Regions from separate parts of the Homo sapiens genome. Here all the other regions are linked to region 1. The links are chromatin contacts, found by Hi-C or POLR2A ChIA-PET in ENCODE. All regions are on one chromosome and are shown on one strand. Each heading gives the region's core, a stretch centred on a gene start or an enhancer-like site at or near the end of the contact. The rest is flanking DNA. Distances are from core to core; before and after follow the strand shown.

Region 1 (4,600 bases), core at 2,044-4,543:
CATAACATTTACCATTTTAACCCTTTTGAAGTATACATTTTAGGGGTGTTATACATATTCACAGTGTTGTGCAACCATTACCACTATCCATTTCTAGAACTTTTTCATTACCTGAACTCTATACCCATTAAAAAACAACTCCCGGTTCTTTCTTTTCCCCAGCCCATGGTAACTTCTAATCTACTCTTTGTCTCTAGAAATTTTCCTATTCTAGGTACTTTCTATAAGTGTAATCATATCATATTTGTCCTTTTGTGTCGGTTTATTCCACTTAGCATGATATTTTCGAAGTCCATCTCTGTGGTAACATGTATCAGAATGTCATTCATTTTCAGGATGAATAATATTTCATTGTATGTGCACACCATATTTTGTTCATTCATCTGTTGATAGGTATTTGTGCTGTTTCAACCTTTTGGCTATTGTGAATAATGTGTCTATGAATATCAGTGCACAGATATCTGTTTCAGTCCCTGCTTTCAATTATTTTTGGTGTATATACCTAGAAGTGGAATTGTTGGATCATATGGTAATTCTATGTTTAACATTTTGAGGAACTGCTGTACTGTGGCTGCGTGGGACATTTTTATGTGCTAAATCTGGCAACTTTCCAACTGTTTCAACAGAATTTTAATCTGAATATTATATTTAGCCTAAATTATCATATTTAAGCAGAAACTAATAGTGCCCATTTCCATGCTGAAACTTATGGCATAATCTCTCCATACAGACTCCTGGAAGGTTACTTGCACATTTTCTACTACAGTGAAGAACAGGTAGCAAGAAGCAAGAACAAAAACACTTATCTTTTAGTCTGTACAAACTGGGCAGCTTGATGCCTGTCAGAGGGGAATTTATACAAGTCATTCATTCATTCATTCAACAAATACTTATGCACAGGCAGTAGGTGCCAGGTGTGAGCCGGGGATCCTGATGCAAAGGTGAATGAGACATTCCTCCTCACCCCCTACTTCGCTCTAGCCAAGTTTCCTTTGGCTTCAGCATCTTTGCCTTCTCCCCCTGCTCACCTGACTCATCCTAGGATTTCAGCTCCCATAAGACACAATGCTCAGGTCCCTGCTTACACACGCGCAGCTCTCTGCACTTTGCTTTGGAGCTCTTGCCATATCGTTATATTTGTGTGGTTTCCTGATTCACTTGTGTGTTTCCAGACTGTAAGTCCCCGAAGACAGAACCAGGTTGTTTTGCTGATCATGTCTCCTAGCACCTAGCGAGGCACAGTTTAGGCATTTAATCTAAAATAGGCTTATTATATAAATGAATGGATACATCAGTTCTTCCCTCAAGAGGTCATGGGGGATGAATATGCATGTCAGTTTCTATGTCAGTAGACAGGAATGAAGGGCTCTGGGGAAAAGAGCAGTTCTGCCTCTGGGGAGCTGGGATTGGGGTCCAGCTCCACGATAACATCAAGTCAAGCCCAAAGATGCCATCCCCACCGTCTGTGCAGAAGGGAGCCTGAGACAATGTTGGGAAGGGAGCATCCGGAGAGCTTTGCCTTGCTGGGCTGTGCAACACACATACAGACAACCAGCCAGAACCACCCCATGGACTAGGATGTCATAGCATAGCTGAGGGCTCAAAATCCATGTAGCCCAAACATCCACTTTACAGATGGGAAAGCCAAGATGTGTTGTGGCCTTCCCAAGGTCACACAGGCAGAGGCAGAACCGAATCTTGAACCCTGGTCTCCCAAGCCCTGAGACAGTGCTCTCCGCCTCCTCGTCATGTCCACATTCAAGGGGAAAGGAGCACTGGGGGATTTCAAAACCCTACAAAGCTTTCTTCGAACTCCCACAGGCATTAAAAATAGTCAGCTGGGAATAGAAACACGAATGTTCAAGGCGAGATGAGATGAGGGGTGAGAGGAGGAAAAAAGGTGAAGACAGAAGGCAAATCTAGAAAGGCCGCCTGCCACCCTCTCTGGAGTCAAGGCCCTGTCGGGCAGTTCTGCCTGAGGCTTGGCAAGGCGGAGGTGCAGCAAGGCTGTGCTTCAATTCCCAGTGGAGGCAGTCAAGGGCTTCAGGATGAGATTAATTAGTGGGGCTATGCTCCAAACCACGGCATCCTGGCCCTGCAGACAGTTCTGAGAAGCCTGAGGGGCTGTGGAGGCTGCAGCCTGCACCTTGCAGACTGAACGGCACTGTTTCTGGGGAGGCTGTTAGAGTCTCAAGGGTAAAGAAGGGTCCATGCCTGAACACAGCTGCCAGGGCCTGCTGGTCTAGTGAGGGGTTTGCTAAGGGACCTAGAACCAAGCACCCCAAATCCTCACATGTTGAATGCCCAGACCCCAGGGCTTTGCCTCTCCACTGGTGAAGGGCGTTCTGCAGAGGCCTAGGCACCTCAGTGTGCACGTGAGCCTGACAGGGCCTCAGGTCAGGGTTTGAACACTGTGTGGGCCCTGCTTGGGCTGGGCTGTGTCCTCTGCAGAGAGGGCACCCTCCTGCACTGGTGCCACTGTGTAGGAGAGGGGTTGAGGGAGGGCTCAGACTCACTGTGGCCAGGTGGGATATGTTTTCTTAGTGAGAAGGCCTCCTTTTCTTACAGCACTTGTAAAACTGTGATGACAGGAACAGCACTCACACACACACACACACACACACACACACACACACACACAAACGCACACACACTTGTCCTATAGGGTTTTCTGACAAGGAAGGGTGAGGAAACAGGTGTTATTCTCTGGATGAGCTGCAGAAGTAATCTGGTTCTTAGTTCCCTTGGAGGTCTCTTGCTTGGGCCTCCAGAGAGAACATGAGAGGCATTGTCTTTCCACCAGGAACTGCCTCTGAGGGTCACTGAGAAAACTCAGGAAGGAAGAGGACCAGCCTTGGAAGATGGGGTGGGCAGCAGGCGAAGGTGGCTCAAGAGTTCTGAGAGATAGGAATTCAGGGGCAAGCCCTGCCTTTGCCTCAGCCTGGGGCGACCTGTAAGCTTCCAGGACTCTTCCCATTGTGTTGATGGGAATGACTGTTAAGTTACTGTGAGCCCCTAGGGTGGATGGTGAGGTAGCTCTCAGCCCCCACCACTGGTTGCATTTGCTGTTCTGACCATCACCCCCTCCCACCACCCCACTCCCCATCTCACACCCTTTATCCCCCGGTGGAGAGATCTTTTTCCCAAGAGTTTTGTTTAGCTCAGCCTGGGATTAGAGCCTGAAGGCTGTGAGAACTGAAATTGAGTCATCTTTCAACCTCTTCAGGTTCCCTCCCACACCCCCATCAACACCACCAACGTCACAGGGGCAAAGGCGGCCTCTGCATCCAGATGGGTCCTGTTTTCTTCAACCATGGTTCTGTTCCAACCTCATTTCACTGGCCAGCCTGCCTCCCCTGAGTTTCATGTAAACATTTCCAGAAGGATGTAGATTAGAAAAAAAAAAAAAAAAGGTCTTATGTAAACACTTGCTGGCTAGGGACCAGGAGATATTATTAGTTTATTAGGGCTTTAAAAATACCCAAAAGCTCAACTAAAGGAGAGAAGAAATTTGTTTTCATTTTAACCTCTGTTATTGTTGCTAGGGTCAGTAATACAATAGAAGCAGGCATCCCAGGATACACAAGATATCGTAAGATCACAGGAGGGTCAAAGAGGGAAATTGCAGAGATTTGACTATGGTGACATTATTGGTCAGTGAGGAATGGGTGGTAGTGGGGGCTGCCCTTTTTTATCAATTAAAAAGAGCAGAAGAATGATACAGAAGAGAGAGCACTTCCTCACTGGGGCCTTAAGGTGCAGTGTGTCCTGGCCCTTTACCTTCCCAGCCCCATCTCCAGCCCTTCTCCTTTGTTGATCATGTTCTTGCATTTGGCTGTTTGCTTCCCGTCCCCTCCCTGAGTGGAAGCTCTAAGAGCTTACAAAATCAGGAACTGCTCAAAAACATTTCTTAAATAAGAGACCGAAACAAATTTCCTTTTCAGGGTAAACAGAGCCCCAGGATGGTGGCAAATTTGGCTCAGGTTCAGAGCTTCCATGGGGAGGGAGGTTCATAATGAAGTGTCTCCCTCCCCCTTGCCAGGGAACTTATTGTACTACCTAGGTAGTTTTGAATCCAATAACCAATAGGTGAAAAGGTCCTCAATCACCTCAGTCACCTGAGGCCAGGATAGTTCTTCCACTAAAGGCACTAATCCCATCATGAGGGTGGGACCTAATGACCCAGCTCATGACTTAATCACCTCCCAAAGACCGCACGGTCTAATACCATCGTGATGGGGATTGAAGCTTTGATGTAGGAATTTTAGGAGGATACAAACATTTTCATTTCTACTGGATCAGTGGTTCTTAAATTTGAAAGAGCAGCAGATTCCCCTGGTGGGCTTTGCTGAAGCACAAATCCCTAGACCCCACCCCCAGAGCTTCTGATTCAGTAGATCTGGGATGGAACCTAAGCATATACATCTCCTCTGACAAGTTCCCCAATGATGCTAACACTGCTGGCCAAGAACCACACTTTGAGAAGCACCATCACAGATGCTGAAACCACCAGAGATATTGACAATCAAGGGTTTGACCACAAAGGAAGGAGCAAACAATCTAAAGTTGCAGGGCCTGGTGATGTCCAGGGAGGAAGAGT
Region 2 (4,107 bases), core at 463-2,962, 66 kb after region 1:
GTGGCACAATCTTGGCTCACTGCAACCTCTGCCTCCCGGTTTCAAGCAATTCTCCTGCCTCAGCCTCCCTAGTAGCTGGGATTACAGGTATGCGCCACCAAGCCTGGCTAATTTTTATATTTTTAGTAGAGACAGGGTTTCACCACGTTGGCCAGGCTGGTCTTGAACTCCTGACCTCAAGTGATACACCTGCCTTGACCTCTCAAAGTGCTGGGATTACAGGTGTGAGCCACCATGCCTGGCCCACTTTTTATTTGTTTTAAAAGAAAGATCTTAGTATGGTTGTTTACTACCCAAAGGAAAATCACAAGTATGTTCAAGGTGACCCTAGCTTTCTGATGCTAGTGTTGATTATGTTGTAATTATTAAAAATATATGTGTGTGCGTATTTAAAAAGAGCTAAGTTGAACATAAAGATTTCTTCAAGTGCATCTCTGCAAACCAAGTTTAAAAAGCGATTCAGGGCACAAAGTGGTCTGGATAATCTATTGGGTGCCTCTCTGAATTCTGAATATAATCCAGCATTTTTCAATTGATTCTTGAGACCTCTGATTTGTTTTCAGTAGCCCAGAACCTGAAAACCATCAGCATTTCCTGGATTTTCTGATTTGCACCTCTAGGGGAGTGGGGGACCTGCCAATTAAATCAGCTGCTATCCAGCATCCCAGTTTGGTTGTTATCTACACTCCCAGGCAAAGAAAATCAGTGCATTTTGACCATTCCTGTGAGTCCACAAGGCATGGACAATATAATTCAATGTAATATATATTATAGAATATATTCATTCTATATATTATATAGAATATATTCTATAATATACATTATATATATAATTATATATATATATAAAATCTAATAAGAAGCATCCAGCCAGAACGCATTACTGATGGTTTCTGAGGCCATCTCAGAACATTTTCTCTGCTTCCCACCCCATTTCTAGTCACAGTCACCTCTTCTTTGCTGACCCCTCCTTAAGTTGTCTTTGAAGAATATGCAGTGACTGACATAGCTGAGGACAGTGAGCTTTGCAGCCTTCCTACCTTCTAGGCCTCTAGGCAGAGGAATTTTTCTGCCCAGCCTAAAGCCTTTTCTTATATACCATTCATCTTTGCTATCAATACCCATGTGCCCAGGACAGTGTAGATGCTACCTGTCATCATGCCTGCCTCTGGGGCCTAAGATGAAGATTCTGTCCAAGTCTTTGAGCTCCTTGGAGGAGAGACACGGCTGGCTGTTTCACCCTTCCCAAATGAGGCGGGCCCTTTGGGGTACAAAAACAGTCTCTCTTCACGTGCACCACCTCTCATGTGAGTAGCGCTTCAGCACTCAGCTTGCACACTCCCATCTCTTCATTACCTATGGTGTGAACTACTGTTTACTTCTATTTTGCTGTAAATATCTGAAGTCAGCCAGCTCCAGGGACTGCAAAGAAAGCAGGGAAATATTTCCAAGACAGCGCAGTGCTGGAGCCCTGGGGTAGACATTGTGCACGAGATGTTCCTCTTCTTTTTTAAAATAAATATTTCTCTCCACTAATAAATGTTTCATTGCCTCCAAAGTTCTCCCTTTCAATGTACTTGGCACAGACACTCAAGAAGGGGGAAAACAAAGCAGGCAGAAGAGAAAAGTGGCAGGAATGCAGGACAGAGGCTGGGGGAAGCCAGAAGCATGTTTTTAAAACTAGTGTCAGGAACAAATGTGCTGACTCATCCGCTCACCCTGACTGCAGATCTGTGTGTCCTCCCTCTCCCACCCCCTTCCCTTGCATCTGCTCTGAAACCAGCCATTGGGTCTACACGTAAAAATAAATTGCTAATCAATGAATGCCATCCTGTTTAATTAATTTGTTGCACAAAACAGTCAAGTAGGGGGAGGGAACTGTTGCGATGCGGGGTGGGGGGGGGCGGTGGGAAATGATATGAAGGCAATGGGCTTTTTTTGTTGTTTGTGAATCATGGTCCTGATCTTTCTCCTTTAAAACTCCCCTTTAAAGACAATTTAAAAACTTGTTTTAAAGCTTGTTTCATTCTAGTGGATGTGGGAACTTAGCCAGATATAGAGTTAGAGGCATGTGTGTGTGTGTGTGTGCACGTGTATACTTTACATAGATATATGTATATATATATATATATAAACACAGAGAGAGATTAAGAGAAGGTAGGGATGCCGGTAGGCAAAGAAGCTGTCTAACAACCAAATGCACATTTAGGACTCTGATGACCTCTGCTCTCATCCTCCTTTACTTTCGGGCTGTTTTTGTCATCAGGCAGCTTTCCTACATGAAGGAGGAGACAGAGGCACAGGGGCGGCTGCGTTCTGGGGGGCGGGGATGTGCGCATCCCCATCTGTGTGGGCCTGCGGGGCCCGCTAGATTTACTGCGGGATTATGTTACCCCCATCGAGACGCTGAGGCCTGGAACACAGCATACTAACAGGATTAGGGTTTCAGGATTTGAGACAGGAACGCATCAGGGAGGAGCGGGGAGGAGGGCAGCTCAGGGGTGGGGCTGGAGAAGAGCAGGCGGGGGAGGAGCACAGGATCAGAGCAATGAGCGGGCTTGGGGGGAACAGTCAATGTCCTAGGAAGAGGGAAGGAGAAACTCGGACATTCTAGGACATTCTAGCTGGGTGGGGTGGGCCCTCCACCCCTGGAAACCTCCTAACACAGATGTTTGGGTTTTCTTAAGGAGGTGCCTTTAACTCCCAGGTGGGGAGAGATTGAGGGAACAGGGAGTGAGGTTCCAGAGACCTCTGCCACCTGCCTGCCTCTTCAGGTGGAGGCTCTGCAAACCGGAGCAGGGACAAGGTGACATCAGAGAGCAGGACAATCTACCAGGTGAGGGCTTCACTCCAGTGCTCATCTACATTAGTTGGGGTTGGGGCAAGGAACATGATTCCACAGCCCAAGCAGAATCACAGCGCCCTTCCACATCCCCTCTGTGTGCTCCTTGTCACTGGCCTCTGTGCACAGCCGGGGCCTTGGAGTTTAACATCAAGGCTATCAGCGCCAGGGAGGCGCGCCTCAGCTACTGGAGACAGTTCAGCACCCACGGGAGCTGGGTGACGCTGGCCGCGGGAGCCTGATAGAGAAAAGGTTCAAGCTTCTGTATAATGAAATTTTCCCCTGAGCTTCCTAAGTGGAGAGGCTAAAGGTCTGAGCTCATCCCATGGCAAATGGATAAGGGACAAACTTAATTACCTAGGGCACTGGATCCTTCTCCATTATAATTGAGAGGGTCAGATAAACTGAGGGACTTGAACTTGGAAGGGGTATCAGCCCCCTTCAGAGCACACGCAACATGACTTCTGAAGGCTGGTGCCCATTACAGTGTGAGGTATTGTCCTCATCTCATATTCAACAAACAAAATTACTACCACAAAAGGAATAAGGGGAAGCCCATCATCTGCCAGGAGGTTTTTTTAAAAAAAAGGTTTTTCCTGAAAACTTAAATGATCAAGTAGAAGCATAATTGCATCCCTAAGAGAACAGTGAGGCTGGGATGGATGACATTTATCTGAGGCAGCTCAATGCAGGCCCCATCAGATGCAGGGAAAGGTCTGGATGACTTATCATGGTCCATTCCAGGCCTATGATTTTAAAAGAGGCCCATAAATATCCCATGGGGCCTTCTTACTTTTTAAATTGATAACTTGCTTCTGCTCAAGAAGAGCTTTGTGGGTCTACTCCATTAATTATATCCGCGGAGAGCCTTCCATCTACAGATCTCAAGGTGCTTTGCCGATAGCAGCCGCAGCGCCATTCCATTTGGACTGGGTGGAAACGCTGAGGCGTGCAGCCACTAAGAGATGTTTCCAAGATCACACGGTGCCCTGTTTAAGAAGATCTGAAAATAGACATCACGTGCCTCTAGCTGTTAGCCAACTGATTTGAGGGTTTGGTTTTCTGACACCACTCTTTCTCTCCTCCCAAGTCTCTGATTTAAAAATGATTTGTTTTAATTTAGAAAATAAATATGGGATAGAGGATTTTTGAAGTGGAGTGTTTATTTGTTTTGAAGGGATGTGGCCAAATCAAACAAATGGCAACTCCTTTCAACTCTCCATCCTCATGATTCTGTGGTGAAGCCCAGCTCCACAATAATGAGC
Region 3 (4,560 bases), core at 95-2,594, 91 kb before region 1:
ATGTTTCCACGTAAGTTTCTCATAGCACCTTGTGGTTAATGTAGATAGGGAGGGTGAACCATTTGAGCTCTGGGATCCCCTCTGCCACTGACCAGCTGTGGGGCTTGAAAGTTAATCGAGAAATGCCTCTCGGGCTCAATTTTCTCATCCAAAAATGGGGGTGTTGGATTTAGATATTATCCAAGACTCCGCTCACTTTTAACACTTTGAGATGTAGTTTGGGGTGGGGAGGAAGTTTTTAGATGACTTAGGATTTACTGAAGTTTCTCAATCTTGGGCATGGGGACTTTCAGAACTGACTTCGTTTTGTGTTCCCGTAAAGTAACCATTTCTCAGCCACTGCTGACCCTGTGCCATTCTGCTTAGGTAACTCGTGTGCTCTTTTATGGTGGGACCAAGTAAATGTTTCCCCCAACCTGTCTATCAGGATGCCTGGTTACTGCATAAAAAGGCCAGCCACAGGCATTCAGACGGTTGAGATGTGTGGAGACAAGTCTCCCCAAACAGAAGCCGCACGTTTAATGAGTGGAATTAAAAATGCAAATGATGGGCATGATTGCAGGGTAATTACACGATTAGAGCAGCTTCATCAGACTGGGGCTCCAATGGCCTGTTTGTGCTTCTGTGTCCTGTTTAAGTCTAGGCAACTAGCCCGAGGCCTCCTCTTGCCTTGGGCTTGCCGCCTCGGGGGACCCAATCGCCACTCACCTCCTTTCCAGGGGGCCACGGGGACTAATGAGGGAGCCTTTGAGATTCACTGATAAAAAGTACTGTAAAAGTACAAAGTCCTATTCCGCTATTACGAAACCACATTTCGGCATCTGTTACCCACCAATGCCGGAATGAAACTCGACAGCCTCTCAGCCCATTTGTCAAGCGCCAGCAGGTCCCCTCCTGGCACAGGTGAAACAATAATAATTAGTGGTTGAATGTGTATCCCAGTTATTTTAATAAAGTCGATAAAACACAGTTGCGCTGGCCCCTTTGGCTTTTGCCAACTCTGGCGCAGAAACAGAAACCCTCTGGGGGATATTCACTGACTGGGGTGTGTGTGTGTGCAAGGTGCAAGCTCATAGCCCAAGCTCGCTATTTCCTTTGGAGTAAAGTGCTTGGTGGATGCGCTTGGGTTACCATGGTAACCAAGGGACAATGCTCTTGGGCGTGCAGACCCCATGTTTGCAGCATTATGCTTTAGAAGGGGGACTTAGAGATGCAGAACAAAACATAATAAAGAAGCGTCAAACCTAGTAAGACTTGGGACTGAAAGAAAGCCAGGGACTTCTGTTTAGACACCACAGCGTTCTCGCGTTGTGGGTCTGGGAACCGATCCAAGACTGAAGCTTGTTCATTATACCTCCCAGGCCGCAGGCATTCAGAAGGGCTCTCTGCATTGAAATTGCAACTTTTTCTCACCTGGCTGCAAAGAGAACCCACTGAGTTTAGAACAGTACGCGAAGGAAGAGATTTTCTCATTTAAACAACATCCTTTTGTACCTGGTCGATAAGATACAAGGAAAAGAAAAAACCCAGCTTGAATATTGAGCAAGTTGCCAAAATTGGGCCCAGAAGAACCCCATGGTGTCTTTATTGGGTAACATGAATATCATTCTTGGATATAGCCTCGTTAATCAAAGCCTCAAATGCACTAAGAGTCTGATGGAAAGGATGTAGCAAAAGGTGGCTTTCATCATTTACATAATTTTAAAAAGTGCTGGGTTCTCTTCCCTCGTCTGAGGCCTCTGGTTACGGGCAGCTGGCACCTGCTCCCTGGGTGCGTGCTGTTCTTCCCTACCAGTTCCCTTTTGTTATCTGGGGTGGCCCCACATTGCCTTGTTGTTGGGAAGAAAAAGGTAACACAACACAAAACTAAGAAAGAAATTCAGCTGAAGATTACATTAACTAAGGAAGCATATGGTGTAGAGAAAAAAGAATGGTAGTTAATAAACTTGATTTTGGCCAGGGGCAGTGTCTGTAATCCTAGGACTTAGGGAGGCTGAGGTAGGAGGATTGCTGGAGCCCAGAAGTTCAAGACCAGCCTGGGCAATGTAGTGAGACCCTGTTTCTAGAAAACATTAAAAAATTTTGGGACTATAGGCTTGCTGACATGAGCCTATAGTCCCAGCTATTTGGAGGCTGAGGAGGGAGGATTGCTTGAGTCAGGGAGGTTGAGGATGCAGTGAGCCAAGACTGCACCACTGCACTCCAGCCTGGGTGACAGGATGAGGCCCTGTCTCAAAAGCAAACCAACAAAAAGACCCCTGATGTCGAGTCCCCTGTGGTCGTTGACCTGGTGTGTGAACTTTGGCCAAGTCATGGAAACTCAGAGCCTTGACTTTGCTCCTCAAGTGAGGCTGGGAGGCTCTACTGCAAGATCTGTGAGGGTGAGGACAGTTTCCTACACATCTTTGCATCTCACACTGCTTACAGTCCCCACGTTTAAGTGTTTCTTGAATAGGTGAATTCCCAGGAGTGTATGCAGTTCTATTAGACTCTTGGCCCAGAGTTGCCAGTGAAAGTCACTTCACACTGTCTTGTTGTGGAGGCCAACGAATGGCATTCCCACGGACCTCTATCATCTGAAGCCGCTTCAGAGGCTCCTCAGGGCAGATGCAAATGGGACAACTTAAGTTTGACCTTAAAACCCATATTTAAATATTGAATTCCGTCTTGGAGATGCCACCTTCCACCAATGTGAAAAATTACTGATGTTGCTCCGGCAGGGGGGTAATCAGTGTTTTAGAACTGCATTTTCTTTATTTAATTTTTTTAAAAAATTTTAGTTTCAGAGGGTACATGTGCAGGTTTGTGACACGGGTATGTTGCGTGATGCTGAGGTTTGGGCTTCTAATGATCCCACTGCCCAAGTCGCAAACATAGTACCCGATAGGTAGTTTTTCAACCCCTGTCCTCCGACCTCCCTCCACGCTTTTGGAATCCCCAGTGTCTATCATTGCCATCTTTATGTCCCTGAGTTCCTGATGTTTAACTCCCACTTATAAGTGAGAATATATGGTATTTGTTTTCCTGTGTCTACGTTAATTCACCTAGAATAATGGCCTTCAGCTGCATCCATGTTGCTGCAAAGGACATGATTTCATTCCTTTTTATGGCCATGTGGTATTCCATGGTGTAAATATATCACATTTTCTTTATCCAGTCCACGTTGATGGGTATCTAGGCTGATTCCTTGTCTGTTGTTGTGACTAGTGCTGCAATGGACATACAAGTGCAAGTGTCTTTTTTGTAGAACAATTTATTTTCCTTTGGGTATATACCCAGTAACGAGATTGCTGGGTCAAATGGTAGTTCTATTTTTAGTTCTTTGAGAAATAATCAAACTGCTTTCCACAGGGGCTGAACAAATTTGCATTCCCACCAACAGTGTCTAAGGTATAAGCGTAGAACTACATTTTCAACTTATCTCCTCTAACAGGAGTCTCCCAATATTTTTTTTAACTGTGAGGGCTTCCTCATCATAGTTCTACCTGAAGTATTTGCTCATAGAAAAAATGGATAAAGGGCAGACATGGTGGCTCACACCTGTAATCCCAGCACTTTGAGAGGCCAAGATGGGAGGACTGCTTGAGGCCAGGAGTTCAAGACCAGCCTGGTCAACATAGTGAGACCCTGTCTCATATTAAAAAAATGTATAAAGTGGTAGATTGCATTATTGTTCATGATTATTTTCTTTCTTCCTTTCTCTCGCTCCTTCCTTCCCTCCTTCCCTTCCTTCCCTTCCTTCCCTTCTTTCCTTCCTTCCTTCCTTCCTTCCTTCCTTGAGACAGGGTCTCACTTTATTGCCCAGGCTGGAGTGCAGTGGCATGATCGTAGCTCACTATAGCCTTGATTTCCCTGGCTCAAGCAATCCTCCCACCCCAGCCTCCTTAGTAGCTGGGATTATAAGTGCACACCACCACACCCAGCTAATTAATTTTTTTTTTTGTAAGTACAGGGTCTCACTCTGTTCCCCAGGTTGGTCTTGAACTCCTGGGCTCAAGTGATCTGCCCACCTTGGCCTCCCAAAGTGCTGGGATTACATGTGTGAACCACACACCCAGTCATGATGATTTGCTTTCAAAATAAATACATCCCTGCCCTTCCTGTGCCTCCAGTAGCTGAAGTGGCCATCCACCCCCACTTATCAGTCATGACAGGACATGTGATTAGATGCGACTGTGTGGCTTAGCTAGGTTTCATGCAGCATGTCACAGTCAGAGGCTGCTCCTTCAGCCTGGGTACCTGAATGAGAAGACACGTGGAGCAGAGCAGAGCCTGCTTCAACCTGCAGCCAGGATGGAATCAGGTGAGTAATAAATGCTGGGTGCTGGAAGCCACTGGAATTGTGTGGTTGCCTGTTACTGCAGTAACCAAGCAACAACAGGAAGCAGCAATACAATGAATTGTATCTTAATCATCATAACAACATCTATAGATGTTCGAAAAATGCTGGTACATAGCAGTTGGATTGATGCATGAAGGGGTGATTGGGCAAGACATACCTTTTTTTCTTTTCTTTTTTTTTAAGTTTGTGGGCCATACTTAATGTCCAATCTGAATTAG

What was found. A loop is a pair of places that touch in the nucleus more often than their neighbours do. ChIA-PET counts read pairs that join two places held with the same protein, here RNA polymerase II (POLR2A). Pooled maps may share reads with other maps.
Region 2: a loop to region 1 is called in a map of astrocyte of the cerebellum, with 2.9 times the contacts of the local background. The contact joins two enhancer-like sites. A Hi-C loop is called at or near these places in 1 of 168 maps with a recorded cell type or tissue (astrocyte of the cerebellum). POLR2A ChIA-PET finds 5 or more read pairs at or near these places in 3 of 52 experiments (AG04450, MCF 10A and RWPE1).
Region 3: a map of astrocyte of the cerebellum shows a loop between it and region 1 (3-fold over the local background). The contact joins two enhancer-like sites. A Hi-C loop is called at or near these places in 2 of 168 maps with a recorded cell type or tissue (astrocyte of the cerebellum and mammary epithelial cell), 1 of 37 single-sample maps with no recorded cell type and 8 of 50 pooled maps. POLR2A ChIA-PET finds 5 or more read pairs at or near these places in 2 of 52 experiments (H1 and WTC11).

The regions. Positions count from the first base shown.
Region 1 is chr2:205,799,689-205,804,288 of GRCh38, reverse strand. The region is part of intron 3 of LOC105373847 (a long non-coding RNA gene); the gene reads left to right. Among named protein-coding and RNA genes, the nearest start is that of NRP2, 120 kb to the right of the region's middle. Within about 2 kb of position 3,293, at least 9 of the 41 ENCODE cell types and tissues checked have a DNase peak (open chromatin) inside an H3K27ac peak, as active enhancers do.
Region 2 is chr2:205,732,197-205,736,303 of GRCh38, reverse strand. All of the region lies in intron 7 of NRP2 (neuropilin 2), which reads right to left. Among named protein-coding and RNA genes, the nearest start is that of NRP2, 52 kb to the right of the region's middle. RefSeq lists an enhancer at 1,545-1,839. Within about 2 kb of position 1,712, at least 10 of the 41 ENCODE cell types and tissues checked have a DNase peak (open chromatin) inside an H3K27ac peak, as active enhancers do.
Region 3 is chr2:205,889,080-205,893,639 of GRCh38, reverse strand. No RefSeq gene overlaps it. Among named protein-coding and RNA genes, the nearest start is that of INO80D-AS1, 190 kb to the left of the region's middle. Within about 2 kb of position 1,344, at least 5 of the 41 ENCODE cell types and tissues checked have a DNase peak (open chromatin) inside an H3K27ac peak, as active enhancers do.